Linked DNA regions of Homo sapiens: region 2 is linked to region 1. Evidence: chromatin contacts called from ENCODE Hi-C data. All regions are on one chromosome and are shown on one strand. Each heading gives the region's core, a stretch centred on a gene start or an enhancer-like site at or near the end of the contact. The rest is flanking DNA. Distances are from core to core; before and after follow the strand shown. Region 1 holds the start of ZNF519 (zinc finger protein 519). Region 2 has its middle 57 kb from the start of ZNF519.

Region 1 (6,575 bases), core at 2,128-4,627:
CTTGGACCTAAAAAGGCACCCCATTGTCCACAAGGACACAAATTCAGATGCTGAGCACTGGCCTCCTGCCTTCCGATGACGGATCTTACCTGAGTCCCATCAAAGCCCATACTGTTCCCCAACCTCCACCATCCAGACATTAGGAACAATCCCTCAGAACTGTCTTGATGAGATGGGACAAGCAGTGGTAGAGGTCCAGATTCAGAATGGTTGCCTCATCTTTCCCTTCTGAGAAGTCTATACCTGCTGGTCTGAGCCTTCATCCCTTACATGGCTTAGCCCATGTCCCAGGAAGTGCCCCCTAAAAGAACCTTCTAGTATTTTTCTCCCCTGAAGAGAGGGTCCATGAGACACTCTATGCCAGGAAATACATGACCTCCATTCTCACATGACTTGATTGACTGATAAACTGATACCCTGAGAAAGAAAAAGATGCAGGGAACATCTTGTGTGTGGTGAATCTGTGCTCCTCAGCTGTGGTGCCTGTGCAAATGGTGGAACCCAAAAGAATATTGGGTGGTAGACACACAGACCCTACCTAATAAAATTATGTAAGTTTAGGTTTAATATAGATGGAACTTATAATGTCATATAAAATGTTGTTACTTATTTTGTAAGAAAGCTGAGTTAGATTTTGTAAAGGCATTAAATATAATTTTAATGGGAAGCTATGAAAATTGTGTGCATTTGGTGTGTAAATGACTCATTTTGGGTAATTCTGTAAAGGCCACCTATGAATGTGAGTCATTAGTAACCAAATCTCCTATAGATAGCATATTGCATATTCATTTTAATGTATTCTTTTACCTGAGCTCAATTTTTCTTAATTTTATTCATCAAATTTTATACGCTTTAGATAAAAGACACCTTGTAGTTACCATGTGCTCTATGGATCTCTATTTTGTTAGAAATACAGATTTTCAGGCAAAACCCAAGTATATCGTATCAAAATCAGGTTTTTAAATAATATTCCCAGGTGATTCACATGCATATTAATAATTGTTAAGTGGGGGTAATTCTATAATTAAAAGGGAAAAGGTTATATGAGTGTATTTATTTGTTAAAAAGGTACAGAAAAGATTGTATGTTTCAATGTATATACATCTTATCTCATAGAAAATAACTAAAAACAATAATAAAGTGGGGATGGGGAATGAGTTGAAGTAGAAGTTAAACAGAAATGGCACATAATTAGTAGATGTTTAGGCTGAGCATCAGTCTATTATACTACATTGCTTATTGCATATATGTTTAAAATATTCTCTAATAAAATAATTGTATAAAAAGACAAACTTTATCTACAACATTAGCTCTTAAGATTGTGGTTACTTTTGGAGGGGAGGAAAAGAGAAAGTGGTTTGTGTGGCAGAAACAAGGCTAGTTCTATCCTATGCCTACACAAATGTATTTGTTTGTAATAATTTACTGAGCATTATGTTAATGCTTTGGACATATATTTCTGTATGCATGTCATTCAATAAAATTTAAATATTACATATTTAATCTTAACAGAATAATAGCAATGTTTGGTATTGTTTTGTTTGAAAGTGAGGCATTTAGTGTCAGACATCATGAGATGGGTATTAATATTCCAAGGTATTTATTCACATCCTGACTCTTGGGGGTCCCCCTCGATCTTTCATTTTTACCTCAATTGAGTAAGTAGCATGGTTGTAGTTTTGGGGAATGCAATTTTTTACAGCAAAGTCCTTCCTCCACGATAGTACTCACCACGGCCAGGACACTTAGCACAGGGCCCTGTACGTAGTGTGCACTCAGTGTGTGTGGAACTGGTGTGAATCAGAAACAAAACAAGTAGCAGAGGTCAGTTCTGCAAAGGATAGAAAGTAAGTAATCAAGACTGAAAGGCCGCAACTCAGCAGCAAACACTTCTATGTTAATTTGAGAAATAATTTCAACTGGCTCTCCAAAAGATGTTGGTTTAAAGCAGTAACATGGGAGTTGAGCTGTGTGCTATAATCACCCGAGAGCTTTAAATCACACTGTTGCCTAGGTCTCACTCCAGAGATTGACTTAATTACCCCATTGCAACTTGGGTTTGAAGACTTTAAACACTCCTCTACAAGGTTATTGAAATATGCAGCCAAGGGTGAGAAGCATTGATTCAGGGTGAGGAATACATTGGCTGTATGTGATTTTTATGTGTGCTTTAGGGATTTGCCCCATAGCTGCTCCTGAATGTGGGGTCTTAGAAAACATCTTTACCCTTCAAAGCATATTCTGCTGATTGGCTAAATTGCAGCAGGAAAAAATATCAGCAGCTCTGTCTTTATGTCACTTGCCTTCAAAGCAAAAGATTTTTCAGGCACAGTAATTTGATTTAGTCTGTGTTAAAAATCATAAATAGCCTAGAAATACAAAAAAAAAGAGGTGTTCAGGCCTTCACCTCCCTGAGATCGGAGCATCAGAGCCCTCATGGCTGCTGGTTTGAAGTAAAATGTGCTGCAAACATAAAATACACAGCGAGTTTAAAAGATTTAGATCCAAAATATTTATAATTATTTGTTGACCACACATGAAAAATAATATTTTGGGTATAATGGCTTAAAGAGTATTACAAACAATTTCACTTGTTTCTTTTTATTATTCCTATTATTTCTGAGATGGAGTCTTGCTCTGTCACCCAGGCTGCAGTGCAGTGGCACAAACTCAGCTCACTGCAACCTCCACCTCCTGGGTTCAAGCGATTCTCCTGCCTCAGCCTCCCAAGCAGCTGGGATTACAGGCGCCCGCCACCATGCCCGGCTAATTTTTGTATTTTTAGTAGACAGGGCTTCATTATGTTGGCCAGAGTGGTCTCGAACTTCTGACCTCTGGCCTCTCAGAGTGCTGGGATTACAGGCGTGAGCCACCATGTCAGGACTCTTTTTATTACTATTTTTGATCTGGCTAATAAGACATTTAAAATTCACAATAGCTAACGTTTTATTTTTTAGAGGATTGCTTCTCTCTTAAAATCTTAGGTGTCCCACTCCAAAGACCGGCGGCCAGAAAGGTTATGAAATCTGAAATATTAAATAATTGTCATTATATTGCTTCCATTTGTGAACAACGTGTGTGTGTGTTTTATAAACGAACATAACCTTCATAACGTTATACACCACAATGCTAAAAAAATGACCCCTGGGCAGAGCCAGGCGCAGCACAGACAGAAAGCCCTGCCTGAAAGTGACTGGAGCCAAGAGCCTGTCACTCTCGGCTCATTCCGTGCAGTGTATGGTAGCATCTTCTGACACGCAAGGCCTGAGGTCGCGGTGCCTGCACTACTATCCAATCAGGGCTCTGGGGTGGGAACTGTCCAATCAGGCGCGCAGCCAGGGAGGAAGGGGCGGCTTCCGGAATCTGGCGCGGCCTTTGTCTCACTTCAGCCAGAGCGCGGGGTTAGGGCTTCATTGCCTTGTGTCCTCTGCTCCGGGAGACTTCGGTGATTCTGCCACTCACTCCGTCGCTCTGTGACCTGCTGGCATTGAATGATTTATAGCTAAGACTCCAGGACACCCCTGAAGCCGAGAAATGGTGAGTGTGGGGGGCAGGGCGTACCGAGACTGGGGAGGGGGCTCCTTGGAACCGGCTGGACATGGCGGTGACGGGACCTAGTCTGCGAGTCGAGTCTGCAGCTCAGCCCTCAGTCCCCTCCGGTGCAGGGACTCCGGGCGTCCTGTCCTGTCCCTGCACGGCGGCTTTGGCCCCAGCCTGTAGCCCTCTTTGCGCAGCTCTGCGCCCGCAGCCCTGCATCTTCCCCAGGTTGTGAGGTGATGAGGCGAAAGTCATCGGAAAGACGCCGACTCGGTGTGCAGGGTTCCTGCGTGGAAGGAGCTGTGGTCCGTGGGGTCCCCCGTCCCTACCTTACCCTGTTCGGAATTAGACTGAGGCGCCATTAAAACATAGACAGCTTATATGAGTAAACAGTGATTAATTAATGGGACAGCGCTCAGCAATGGTTTGTGGTTGGGGGGCTACTAGAAGGTCTTGAAAGAAAGGCTTGTATAAGGTGTGTGAGGAAGCAAAGACAATTAAATAATTGGGTACAGTTATGTAGTCGCTTTATTTGGAGTGTCTGGGTGGAAATTTCCTGGTTATGTAATCAGGGATTAATTGGAGGTTTGTAGTTGTTTAAGCTTGAATTTCGTTTCCTCCTAAGGTAGTAACTTAGAAAAAAATGCATTTGAGTTAGATTTCTTTTTTTACATAGAGGCCTAGACCACTAGAGCCACTTCAGTCTAAATGACTGCTATGTAATTATTTTAACTTTAATCAAAGACACTGGTTTTCGCCTGCATTTTCCAAATGTGTGGCAAGCAGGGTCTCACATCCACTACTCTGTTCTGCCAGCCTAACCTGGCTTGAAGTAAAATCTTAAATTTCCGGTTTCTTGCTGACATTCCCCAAAGCCAACTTCTACGCTCCCATACATTATCAACTGTTTTTGTCCTTTATTGCACATTTCAGAAACAGTATTTGAATTAATCACTTTTTCACAGAGCAGTGGATGGCAATTTGTAAAATACTTATTTTCTACTTACAAATATTTCACATGAGAAAAAAGCAGAAAATAATCCCCTGGCACTCAACTGTAAAAAATCTTTCTGCTGTTTCTCCTTGTATCCTCCCTTAGCACAAACGCCCTTATTAGGCCATCTTGGGATTGAGGTTTTCGTTGGGAAACTTTATGGGGCAATGTTTCCTTAGCCACATTCGGGCCTTTTTCTAGTCCTGAGTTTTAGAACTGTCTTGAGATGGCCCAAGATACAAACCAGAGCCATGTATTTTGGGAGTTCTGGTGAATAGCAGCCCTTTGGTAATCTTCCAGAGGACACACTGAGGGATGGGAGTGCAGCTTCTCAAAGGAGCAGCTGAATGCCCTGGGGGTGAGAGAAATATCCAGGCTTACCCTTCCTGTAAAAAAAGAATCCCTTGGGATTTTTAAGATTTTTTTTTTTTTTCCCCCAACCCCAGTTTTCATTCCATGGAAACACATTGCTTGTCAGCCAATCAGATGCTGGTATTCAGAGAAAAAGATAGACTATTCCTGTCTTCTGAATTGTCTTATATTTGCGAAGGGAGAGAAACTAACCTGAAGGACAAGAAAAACCCACCCCAGGGAGGCAGTGCAAGAACCTGCAAAGCAAAAAGCACAGTGGGGCACAGTGCAGTGTCTCCTGGGAGGGTGGGCATTGAGCACTTCAGTGAGGAGTATGGGGGTGATAGAAAGTCCCAAGGGATAAGGTGGCCTGATTTGACACTTGAGTCATATGTCCCTGTTCCAGAAAGCACTGCCACTCCCTGAGTTTGTCCCCCTGTATAGATTTGCTCACTTATTTCAACTTCGGTTTTTTTAATTAACTGTAAATTGGATCTCAAAGGATAGGCAGAAAAGGGCTTTTAAAAAAAGTTGGAAAGAGCAAATAAGATTAGAAGGAAGGTGAGAGAGGGTGGGCAGAATGAAGTGTGGCAAAATCAGATTCTAAATCAGAGAGCGTTCAACCCTGAAGTCAGCTTTTTCTTAGGAGGTTAATAAAGAGAGATTGAATGTTGAATCAGGCTGAGAATAGGTCAAAGTTCAGGGATCTGAACAAATAGGCTTTTTTTTTTTTTTGACCATCGGAGATGAAATTGTTCAGCCAATTGTATATGAGAAAAAAATGGAAATGTGTGGTCCATGTCTGACTCTGTGATAGGTTTAGAAAAAAAGAAGAGAGAGTATTATTGAAGTCACAATGGGAAGGGTGTCTCTTTTCGTTAAGCTGATTTCGGAGAACAAAAAGCATGAGGAATTTTTTGTCACAGCTATTTAGCAGAATTACCTACCTGCCCCAGCTTTCACCACCACTTTTTCTTGCCCTATGCATCTCTTCCATGTGGCTGTTCCTGAGCTGTATCTTCAATAATAAACTGGTATATGTAAGTACAGTGCTTTGCTGAGTTCTGTGAATAGTTCTATCAAATTATTGAGCTTGAGGAGGGGAATGTGGAAGCCCTTGATTTGTAGGAAGTAGTTGAGAAATAAAGATGGGTATCCGGAGGCATGTGACTGGCATCGGCAGTGAGGACAGTGTTATGGGACTTAGCCTGAACTTGTGGGATCTATGCTGACTCTGGGCGGTGTTGGAATTGAGGTGTTGGACAGCTAGTTGGTGTTGGATAATTGGTTGGTGTTCAGCAAACTCCTTACGTTTTGTGTCAGAAGAAAGACATCACTGGGGCCTGGTCTATAAGGAGACTCCAGGTGTCTGAGGGAAGTGAGGCTTTGTTCTGCACACAGGCTTGTCGTCACCCTGTGCGTTGTCCTGTAATTCCAGGTCTCCTCCTACTGTGAGATGGAACGAGAGCTTAGAGTGAAGGAGCTCTGAGAACCTATTCCCTCCCCTGACCCTGCTGCCAGCCCCTACATGCTTCTAACCCACTCCTGAACATACCCACTAAAAATTGATCTGGCTACACTCCTCCCACGACAAAGTTTTACCCTCAGGAATTGTGCTCACAACAGCTTTCCTCCTAGAGTTTTCTGCCAAGAACATACACAGGTGCCTAGAAGACTCCTGGCTTATCTCAAC
Region 2 (6,575 bases), core at 2,433-4,932, 57 kb before region 1:
CAGTTTTACAGTTCTTATTGCCATTTATTTATGGTACCAGAAAGGAATTGCTGAGTTCCTGGTTCTAAAGATAGTTACTTCCTTAGTGACACAAATCAATATGTAATACAGTTCGCCCTTCAACAGCAAGGGTTTCAACTGCAGCGATTCACTTATATGCTGATGTTTTTCTGCCTCTGCAACCCAGAGACAGCAAGATCCACCTCTCCTCTTCCTCCTCAGGCTAATCAACCTGAAGATCTTGAAGACCTTTGTCAGGATCTACTTATGCTTTATGAAAAGTCAATATATCATTCCTGATGATTTTCTTTCTAACAGCTTCATTTCTCTAGCTTACTTTATTGCAAGAACACAGTATATAATAATGCAGCACAAACAAAATAGGTGTCCATCAACTGTTTATGTTATCAGGAAGGCTCCCAGTCAGTGGTGGGCTATTAGTAGCTAAGGTGAAGAAATCAAAAGTTATACTCAGATTTTCAACTGCACAGGGATCAGAGTCCCTCACCCCCACATTATTCATGGGTCAACTGTAATTATTTGTTTACTAAATATAAACAATTTATTATAAAAATGAAATAGAAGATCCATTTGTATAACAAGTCCAATTTGTTATAATGTGACTATAGAGGAAACATACAACATACTAACTTAAAAATCTTTTTTCTTATTTATGCAAAAATATTATATAGGATTTTAGGGATCATAATTAAATAAAGGAATTTTTTCAGGCAATAATGTTTGAGATTATAAGTTAGCTACAACTACCTTCTTAAATAAATCTGAATTTCAAACTAAAGAAGTTAAATTTTAAAAAATAATTTACAAATGTATATACATATATGCACATTTAATTTACATATATTTTTAAACTGGTCTTTTTTTATTAACACTACCTTAATCTTACATCTTACTTTTTACTTTCTTATCAAGAGTAGGACCACCAAGAGTAATAAGAAATTCACTATCAGAAGTCTTACCTGGTTTGTCATTTTTAAGTATCATCTTTTTATGCTCCAAAATTTGTTGTTGAATTCTATGTATACAAAAGTAATAAATAAAATTGCTATTTTAATACTGAAATAAAAAATATTTACCAAACATATTAAGTTCTAAAACCATTTCAGGCAATATCAGACCTAATATCAGAATTTTAATGTCCCATACACTTCAAATTTTTAAACCTTACAAGCTTATTAAGCTTATAATTAAAGAAGAAAAAAAGTGAAGTACTCATAAATGGAGGAAGCATAGCTCAGTAAATGAACTCTAGTTAGCTGGACATCATGTAACATGTCCTGCACTCAGAATAAGTCCTCACTCTGTAACTAATCGATATTTTGTTTCCAGACAAGTTGCTTCTCTTAGGATCCATGATTTCTTCTAAAAAATAAGGATTTTGCTACCTTACTTCAGTAGGTTGTTAGGAAGATGTAATAAGATTACATGTTTAAATGTTCAGGAAATAGTAAAGCAATGAAATGATTTATTCTTGAACTTTATTGCTTGGTGTGTGTTTTTCTATAAGTTCTAATATTCAATTGTTGCAGTTTGCAGAAAATGTTATTAAGTGCTAATTTTGGTTATTAGTTGTATTCTTTGTGGCTTGTAATTCAGGGCATTTTACCTAATTCATAACTCATCTGATTAAAATAGATTACCTAATTGTCTCCCATCACTGAGCTCATCAATCACACCAAGGGCAGAAAACTAATAGGTGTCAAAACCTGGGCTTGGACAACTACCACTCTTTCTCTACCTCCTCAAACTCTGAGCCAGCAGATCTGTGCTAGGACACTGGATCTCCATGGTCCTCTCCAACTAACATACAAGACAAAACCCTGCTTTTATTGCTTTTCAGTTCCATGAAGGAAATGCAAGTTGACATTTTGTCATTTCCAAGACATGTACCGGCAACAAGTAACATCCCCTTATTACTCAGCTCTGTTCTCATTTCAGAGATCACCTTACATCAGTAGTTTCACAGTTATAATCACAATTTCAATATTGGGTGTCTTCTGTTTTGGTTTCACTCACACTGCTTCCTTGGAGCTACTCGACAAATAGTCAAATGACCTTCCCGGAACTATGCAAAATATGGAATGCTTTCTGAATTTATGTGCCATCCCTAGGCAGCAGCCATGCTTATCTGCTCTGTATTGATCCAATTTTAAAATATGTGCTGCTGAAACAAGTACAAAGCCCTGTTTGATACATGGACACTCCTGAGTCATGGATGAGGCTTAGCTCTGTTAAATCCAACTCACCTACTTTAGATTCAGAGAATTTTATTGAATGGCTTCCTGTGAGGTAGAATTTTAAAATATATTTAAAACTCCAGGAAGAGTTGTGATTAGCCCAGATTTTCATTATCATAGAGACACATTACTTGAGGGGCCAACTGCAAGTTGGTTCCCACTACTCGGTGGAAAGATAACATGGAACCTTCTGCTATCTAACCAAAGCTGCTCCACAGGATGTAAAAAAGCCTCAAGGTACAGATCTGATAGCAAAAGGGAAAGGGAACCCTAATCTTTTCCTGCAACATTATTTGAACATCCCTGACTGTTGAGAGCAATCCCAACTAATGTTGGTTAAAGAACAGACAAACACGGGTCTCAAAGGATAACTTACCATGAATGCCTAGGCTAAGTATAGCTAAGATGTGGGCTCCAAATAAGGTTTTTAGTGTAGGGTGAGGATCAACTTGCTCAATATTTGTGTGGGTAAAGCTAGGAGGCCTAGCTGCCAGATCAGGGTGCTGGCATCAGGGAACAATGACTGAGCATAAGTACATAAATTAATAAACACCATAGCTTTGAACTGTATGTATGAATCACCACAAAAACCGAGGGGTCTGAATGAGTGAAGTCATCCTGGTGGCAAAGGTCAATCATTATCAGATTGCAGGACTAGTTACAATGGCAACAATACAGGAAATGAGTCCATTGAAACAACAGAATGATCAGAATGGCCTTTTTCCCCCTTCTTCTGACTTGTAAAGAAAGATTCCCTTCCTTGGACTTAGGAAACTCCTTAGCTTCTTGGAAAATTCAAAGAAGGAAGACACAGGAGATAGCCCCAGGGGAAAATACAAGATTTTCTGCTAAATTGGACATTTCAAGACCCAATAACTAATTAGAAAAGTCAGGCCAGGCATGGTGGCTAGCACTGTGACAGGCCGAGGCAGGAGGATTACTTGAGCTCAGGAGTTCAAGAGCAGCCAGGGCAACAGAGTGAGACCTTGTTTCAAGAAAAAAAAAAAAAAAGAAAAGAAAAGAAAGGAAAAGAAGTAAAAAATGTGGCTCTTTTTATCCCATGCATGGGGATTATACTTAGGATAAAATGAACAACATTGAGATCCCTAGGGATAAAGGTCTTAAAAATCCTGAAAATATCTTGCACTCTACTTCTAACTAATCTAGATTTCTGCTTGATTTCTGGCTAAAAGGTAGACTAACTCATTGCTATTTCAAACTATCTGAACCAAACTAGGAACTCTCACCTAATGTATAAGATGGAATAGTTGCAATTATTTTAAACTTCAATTCAATATTAACTGGCCTTTTAACATAAACACTTACTTTGTCAAACGGCAAGAAATAGCGTAATCTTCTGCATCTCGTCCACACATGTCTTGAGTAAAGACATTAATACTTTGCTTAAGAAGGATGTTGACAATACCCAGTGAGTCATAGTGCACAGCAAGCATGAGGGCTGTTCTAAAATAACAAAGAAATCACTCCACTCAAGAACTTTAATAGAGACTTTTTTAAACAGCTAGTTTGATACACTTTACCAATTTAATATCCACCTGTCAGTGTAGACATAATAACATTTTGCATGTACTAGCTTGGGTCTATAAGCATCTAGGGTGCTCAAGTGTTCATCTTTGTAAATTATCACCAAGGCTGAAAGAAAAGGACAACAAGGAAGCCTCTTGTCCCACTGGGGTATGACATAATACAAGTTGCTAACTCATAGTCCTTTGATGGCCAAGAAACTGTGCTGAGGTCACTTATCTAAAGTAGGTAAAGATTTAGATGAAGATTTCGCCATTGCTTTCCTAGTCTGATATATAATTCAAATCAGCTAGGGGTCAGATAAGAGCTATCTGCAGGCTGAAAACAACAACAACAACAACAACAATAATAATAATGACAATGCTAGTAGTCATAAACTAAAAGTCCACACTTTAAAAATTAATAAAACTGGCCAGGTGCAGTGGCTCATGCCTGTAATCCCAGCACTTTGAGGAGCCAAGGAGAGCAGATCACGAGGTCAAGAGATCGAGACCATCCTGGCCAACATGGTGAAATCCCATCTCTACTAAAAATACAAAAATTAGCTGGGCATGGCGGCGTGCACCTGTAGCCCCAGCTACTTGGAAGGCTGAGGCAGGAGAATCACTTGAGCCTGAGAGGTGGAGGTTGCAGTGAGCCATCACACCACTGTACTCCAGCCTGGCAACAGAGCCAGATTGCATCTCCAAAAAAACTTAATAAAGCTAATACAAAACCCTTTAGCTAATACAAGATTACAGTACCAAAAACATCCAATTATAAATAACAAACACTCTATATTTAGGAGAAGATGAATCCTACTATATACTGTTCTTTATGTTACTCAGTCCAAATATTTGCTGATCTATCTGATTATTCATGGTGATATTTTTCACTATATGCCAATAATTACGTTAATCTTCTTATTAATATTTCTGACTTCAGTGACTGTTACCACTCTAGAATACACAGTTTTTATTTAAAAAAAAAAAGAACTACTGTACCATCTCAGCCTATCAACGGCATGTGTACTTGCTTTGTTTTTCAATAAAAATTCCACCATTTTCTCTTTCTTGCAAATTATAGCGAATAAAAGTGGGGTATTACTGTCCTATAAAACAGCAGAAAAAATTAGTAATTCAGAAAATTACATATTTCTCAACTGAACTGAAAATCTTCTCTAAGGTGCTTTGAACTTCAACATACAATATAGAAAGGAAGTAAAAGAAAAGCAGTCCCTTCCTTCTCACTCTGTGCTTTCTGATGTGCTGCTCTTTGCCTTGCAAACAATCCTCCTCTGTCTCCCCGGATTAACTGTGGTCATTGCCAAAACTCACTTTAGACATTTACCAGTCCCAAGAATCCTTGCTTTGATCACAGCACTTAGCATGGTACATTGTAATCATTTCACTGTGTCCCACTGAAACCAAGAGCTTCTTGAGGCAAGGTCTGTATCTTTTGTCTCTATACCCCCAAAACCCTAAGACATAGTAGCAAACATTTTAAGTTTTTTACATAAATTAATGATCTAAATTATTCTCACTAAAGCAGTGTTTCTTAAACTATATTCCAAAGAATATTTGCTTTACCAGAAGTATTATACCCCAAGAGAAGGACTCCATGACCATCTGCATTTGAGAAGTATTATAAAACTGTATGTTATGTCCAATAATCAAGAAATCTCTTGAATTGTACCTAATCCCCATTTGACAATACTATTTGTGGCAAACATTAACATTTGAGGAATTAAGAGTTTTAGGGGTACAGTTGCCAGAGCTTCCCAATGCAGGTGGAGGTTTCTTCTGGGTGGCACAAACTTGCTTGATTCACTTCTATCAATGGTGTCAGGATCCCAGATGTCAATGTCAGGCACTCCTGCTCCAAATGGGTCACTATGGAAATGAGCTTTGAATTAAGAGAGATTGGCTTCAAATGCACTTATTTTCCTTATTATTAGATAGTCCATGGGTTTTTTCCCTAATACAAGAGAATAGATTTTTATCTTTACTGTTAGAAAGCTCAGTATGTTCTGTGTAAGAGAAATAGGTTTAAAAAACTTAAGAACAAATATTTAAAAAACCAAAACTCAGTAAGAAATACTATTCTCAATTATAATGGTAATCCCGGGACTCCAGGGCAGCTCTACTTTTTAAATCCATTTTTATTGGCTTCCACTTAAAGGGCTACTTAAAATTATTTTTTATTTTAGACAAAATATAAATCAGAAATAAAAACATAATGGCCTATCAATAAAAGTTCTCATACTGATCCATATGAATTATTTCTGGCATAATAAAAGCCAGTAAGTCACTTGCATTTCTAAGGAAGAGCGCTGAGGAGAAAGATGTAATGTCTGCAATATTCATAAATTATCCAACTATAACCAGGAATAACCTAAAAAGTCTTCTAGGCATTCTTAGGGGCAGATAATTATTTGTGGTATATATAAAGAAAAGAGTTTCAAAAACTTCTAAATTCCAAAATTCAACTTCATAACTGAGGGATTTATATACTCTATAGACTATATATTATAACAAATACACGCTGACTTAAAAACCTTGAAATCTTTATCAAAATATACTATAAGATAGGAGTTGTAAACTCAAATACTTACAAGCACAAAGGAAGGTTGCCTGAGTAAAGGAAGTACTAAGGTGGGCACAGCAGCAAACTGGAGAATACACGCCTTCTCTAAAGGGGCAACCTCTGCACAGCAGACCAAACAGTGATAGAAACTCAGGGGACACCAGATTTGATTTTTTAGAATAAGCCTGAAGTCCAGATTTCTACACC

What was found. Hi-C counts contacts between places; a loop is a spot of excess contacts on that map. Pooled maps may share reads with other maps.
Region 2: a loop to region 1 is called in a pooled map, with 4 times the contacts of the local background. The contact joins the enhancer-like site here to the promoter of ZNF519 in region 1. A Hi-C loop is called at or near these places in 6 of 50 pooled maps.

What each region holds. Positions count from the first base shown.
Region 1 is chr18:14,129,237-14,135,811 of GRCh38, reverse strand. It overlaps ZNF519 (zinc finger protein 519), which reads left to right and starts at 3,377. Exons shown (of 3, transcript NM_145287.4): 1 at 3,377-3,537. The coding sequence starts at 3,535. RefSeq lists a silencer at 3,117-3,176 and enhancers at 3,427-3,766, 3,669-4,190.
Region 2 is chr18:14,186,323-14,192,897 of GRCh38, reverse strand. It overlaps the pseudogene ANKRD20A5P and the pseudogene RNU6-316P. Among named protein-coding and RNA genes, the nearest start is that of ZNF519, 57 kb to the right of the region's middle. Within about 2 kb of position 3,682, at least 4 of the 41 ENCODE cell types and tissues checked have a DNase peak (open chromatin) inside an H3K27ac peak, as active enhancers do.